Regions from separate parts of the Mus musculus genome. Here region 2 is linked to region 1. A link is a loop called in an ENCODE intact Hi-C map of the cell type or tissue named here. Cell type or tissue: left cerebral cortex. All regions are shown on one strand. Region 1 overlaps Tcf12 (transcription factor 12). Region 2 overlaps Tcf12 (transcription factor 12).

Evidence for each region. Hi-C counts contacts between places; a loop is a spot of excess contacts. Peaks named below come from ENCODE experiments on the same cell type or tissue, not always from the same donor. Only the 100,000 strongest peaks of a DNase experiment are listed, where the experiment ranks them.
Region 2: a loop joins it to region 1, with 2.1 times the contacts of the local background. A loop is called at or near these places in 3 of 42 quality-filtered maps.

What each region holds. Positions count from the first base shown.
Region 1 is chr9:72,029,217-72,031,716 of GRCm38, forward strand. The region is part of intron 3 of Tcf12 (transcription factor 12); the gene reads right to left. Among named protein-coding and RNA genes, the nearest start is that of Tcf12, 81 kb to the right of the region's middle. In left cerebral cortex, no CTCF peak of the experiment used is centred here; DNase peaks (open chromatin) are centred at 1,215 and 1,751; H3K27ac peaks cover 803 bases.
Region 2 is chr9:72,083,455-72,085,954 of GRCm38, forward strand. The region is part of intron 3 of Tcf12 (transcription factor 12); the gene reads right to left. Among named protein-coding and RNA genes, the nearest start is that of Tcf12, 27 kb to the right of the region's middle. In left cerebral cortex, a CTCF peak has its summit at 1,475; a DNase peak (open chromatin) is centred at 886; H3K27ac peaks cover 1,704 bases.

The sequences.
Region 1 (2,500 bases):
AGAATGTAATATGAGTCTAGGAAAGAAGTGACCCACACCACTGTCTGAATAAGCAGAATGGAATTTTAAAGCAGCTATTGTAATTGTTCAAACACTTTTTAGGGAAAAAATAGTAACAATAAATGGACACATTTTTGCAGGAAGAATTACCTAAAATGGAATTCAGGAATATAGTAACATGTTATTTGAAAGAAATATGCACTGGAAAAGCTTAATAATGAGTAGAACAGCAAATAAGTGGTATATATAAAAATATATAAACGGAACATAAATAAAATTAAAGGAGAAATGCAGAAATTTAAGCTAGGTAATACTAACAGGTCTAAACACACCAAAGTAGATCAGCTGAAGAGTTGGGGTGGAGCTGGTAGGCTTTTCTCCAAATCAATGAAAAAGATCAACTTACAAACCCAGCAAGTTCAGCAATCTCTGTGCAGAATTATAAACTAACTATACCCATGCCTATGGCAATCAAAATGCAAAGAGGAAAATGTTACTACAGGCAGAAAAAAGTATTTCATAAAAGGAAAATGATTCAAGGAAATACCAACTTCTCATGAGAAGCAGCGAGTGCCAGAAGACAATGAAATGACATCATGCAAGAACAGGATGAAAAACAACCATAGTCCTGGACTCACAGACCACAAATCTAAACTACTACTAGAAGGTTTTCAGGCTGAAGTAAAATAACAGAAAAAAGTATGGATTTGCACAAACACCTTTATGACATTTTATAAATGCTGTCTTTCATATTCATGAGATGAATATGAAAGGAGGGAAGGAACATTGAAATTGATAAAGTCATTTCAGTGTCTATAATTCCAGCATAGCAGGCAGAGAGATATGGGTCTTTAGAGCTCACTACTGGCTGACCACCTCCAGGTCAGTGAAGAGACAAGTCAGAAGATACTGTACCCTGTTTCTGGAATCCACACCTGCACACATGGCCAGAAGCATGGCACACATATAAACAAAAAAATAATAATAAACTGTTAGTGGCATGAGGATAAAGTAAAATCCTTCTACAGGTTAGAGGTAGTTAGAAGTACTTGCTACTCTTGCAGAGGACCAGAATTCAATTCCAAGTACCCACATTTAGCAGGCAGTACAAAACCATCTGCAATTCCACCTCCAGAGGATTTAATTTTCTTTTCTGGCCTTTGCAGGCATTCAAACCCATTTGTGTGTGTGCACATGTGTGCATACACATAGATAAATATTTATCTTTTTTGAAACAGGAACTCTTTCAAAAAAGACTGTTCAGGAACTCTCTGTGTAGATCACTCTGACCTCAAACTCTCAGAGATCCACCTGCCTCTATCTCCCAAGCTGAGATTAAAGGCATGTGCCTCTATGCCTAGCAAAAAATGCATCTTTAAAAATCCTTCTGTACTACTGACAGAAGCATAATGGTACTGCCTTTATGGAAAATACTACAAAGGTTCCTCAAAACAATTAAAATTAAAACAACCAAGAATGGGAAGCTAGCCCTGTGTAATAATACTGACTGTACAATCATGAGACCTGAGGTCAAATCCCCACCAGACAAGTAAACAGGAAAGGTAGTCACACACATATGTAACTTCCAAATTGTTGAGAGCTTAGATTTCAGGGATTGCTAGTGTGGAATAAGGCAGAGAGTACTAGAATAGGACAGCAGTATCTCCCTCTAGCCTACAGATAAGTATACCCACACCTACATGAACACTATATACATACAACACACACCAAAACCAAATATAGAGCAAACATATGCTCTAACAAATCTGTCTAGACAGCTGCCCAAAATGAATGATCTCATAATATCAAAGAAATAAAACCACACTTCCACATCCACTGTAACATTAGCACAAAGCCAAGATGTGAAAACAACCTATCTGAATGATGAACGGATGGTGAATAGATATGGAAAATGTGATGTATATAGTACAATGGAGTATTACTCAGGTTAGAAAAACAGAGGAACCCTGCAATTGCCAACACTGGAGGACCTGGAGGTTGCTATGTTAAGTAAAACAAGGCAGTTACCGATAACAAATTCCAGAATTTGTTTTGGAAGTAGCAAAACTCAACAGTAGCAGCAAGTAAAATGGCATTTGTCAGGAACTGGGTAGAAGGTGTGTTTCAGAGCTACTGTCCAATGACTACCACAATCAGCCTTGCAAGACGGCAAGGTTCTAAAGATCTGCTGTGCAACCATTGTACCCAATAATACTATACTGCACACAAAACTTGTTAAACCAGTAGATCTTGTGTTATGTGGACTTCTATCACAATAAAAAGAGTACAATTAGGAATTCATAAGAATCCGCAGAAGAACACAATATCATCCAGTGGAGGATGAGATGTCTGTTTGAATACACACTCATCCACACACAGATACCCATGACTTTTATCAAGGGTCTTTTTTTATTTTGTACAGTGCTTTTATTTCCCACTCCTGTATCTTTGAAAAGATCTCTTTTTCTTCACCTATAACTACCAGATGATCTACAAATAT
Region 2 (2,500 bases), 54 kb after region 1:
TTTTTGGTAAGGAGAACTGGAGAGATGGCTCAGTAGTTAAGACAACTTGCTGCTATTGCAGGGGGTACAGGTTCAGTTCCAAGCACCCGCACCAGGTAGCACAGCCCCCTGTTACTCCAGTTCCAGGAAGCCAATGCCTTCTTTCAGCTTCCAAGGAAACCAAATCAGCAAGCATGTGGTGCACACAGACACATGCAGGCACTCACACATACACATAAAGTAAAAATAAATAAATAGATGTCTTAAAAAGTTGAGGATAAGATCTCTGAAGCAAAGTTTAGTAACAAAGATGAAACCTAACAGCATTTATAGACGCAGTAAAAATAAAATTATGCTAAGCAGAAGCCTCATTTAAGTAATGGCCCAGAAACAGGCAGAAGAATCACAGAGCAGAAATACAATTAAAGATAAATTCAGTGTGGAAAAATAAAGTTCTGAGTGTACTAGTACAAGGATGTTGACAACCATATGTAGATAAGAAATTAAAAGTATATTTTGTTTGTTTATCACTAGTTTTAAAAAATACTAAATTTTAGAAATGATAACTTGCAATTTATCTTTAATATCAGAAGCCAACAATAACAAAATACATACCACCATGCTAACTTTATATACATGATACATACCTAGAAACTTTTTCTTGAAACAACATACAAGTGAAGGTGAAATCTCATATAAATATTTATTTTGAAGGAACACCAGAATTGAGAGGAAAACTTAAAAGGTGCTTGTCCTCAAGTTAAGCTAAAAACCAAATGCTTATTTTCCTTGACTTCTGGCCTACACTTGTGTGCTTATTGCTGTCTGGATCCTTTCCTATCAACACACCCAGCACTTCAAAAGCTCCAACCACTCTGCCAGGATTTCTACCTTCAAAGAGCCTCTGTTGCCATGGCAATCTCATGTTCTCCTGAGAACTAAATCAGTAGCACCCTATGATAGCATCCATGAAGGCTGTCCAAACTCCAACTCCTCTGAAGCACAGGTCATATCCTTCCACAAGCACACCAATTTTTTACTTGCTATAATATATAATATCAAATTAAATCTGACAAGTCAGAGCCAAGACTATTTAAAAATAAACAGCTGCATCCACCAAAAAGTAAGGGGAAATTGTGCTAGGAATCTTTCTTGTTACAAAGCAGTTTTAAGATATGAAAGCCAAAGATCAACAAACTTAAGCAAAGATTTTCCCCCTTTTTTTAGATCTCAAAATACTCTTCCTACAAAATAAAAATAGTCTGTACCTTGATTTTAAAGGCTCCCTGCCCTTTTATTTTCACCTAAAAACAAAACCAAAAAAAAAAAAAAAAAAAAAAAAAACACATGCTAAGGACTCAATGGCCTAGTCAAAGGCAACAAAGCTAAACCCTATCTAAAACTAAACTGTTCCTGGGAACAAAATGTAAAGGGGATAAATAAGACAGGCCTGGTAATACATGTTATACACCAGAGGAGGCTGAAGCAGGAAGACCCCAAGTTCAAGACCTGCCTGGACTACACTGAGATCAAGGCCAGCTTGAGTAACTTAAGACCCTGTTTCCAAATATAAAAATGAAGTGGTTTGACTAGGTCTGCTCCCCACCCCCTCCAGTAGACTCATGTTTTGGAATGCTTGGCCCGTAGGAAGTAGCACTATTAGAAGGTATGGCCTTATTGGAGGAAGTGTGTCACTGTGGAGATGGGCTTTGAGGCCATAAATCTCTAAGCTCCGCCAGTGTAGAATCAGAGGCTCCTCCTGACTGCCTGCAGAAGATAGTCTCATGCTGCTGTCTGATCTATGGCTTCTCCAGCACCATGTCTGCCTGCATGTTGCCATGCTTTCTGTCATGATAATGGACTAAACCTCTGAAACCGTAGCCCTAATTGAATGTTTGCCTTGGTCATGGTGTCTCTTCACAGCAATGAAGCCCTAAAGAAAACAAAAGGAGAGTGGGACTAGAATTTGTACCTTGGAGATAAGAGACAAAGAGCACTTGCCAGAGTGCAGAAGGCTCTAGGTTCTATGCACAGCCCCAAAGTAAAAGATATATGAATGAACAACTGACATATGCAGAGATCAAGTATGTTTCCTCTTTCTTAAGAAAACTGCTTTTCACCTCTATTCAACTTATACCATTCCACATTCTATAGCAAAGCAAGGTGTGTTTTCTATATATTCAAAGTCTCTAAGTTAAAAGTAAATATAACAATAAAATCTAAAAATCAAGTTCTATTAAAATAAAAGCAAAGACTTCCTTAAAAGTCTGAAAAGTCATTTTATGACCCAAGTGTGCCTAGAAAACAAAAGCTAAAGTAAAAAGTTACATAAATGTTGAATTATCTTTTGTTATTAATAGTTATTTTGAGACAACAAATGTATAATTTAAAAAACCGGCCTTGACATATCATTCTAAATTAAATCTGCTTCAGAAATGTTTCCTGTCTTTAAGGAATGTTCTCACAATGTACAAACTGTGAGCATTCTCCTATAAAAACCACTAGATGGTACATGGGATAC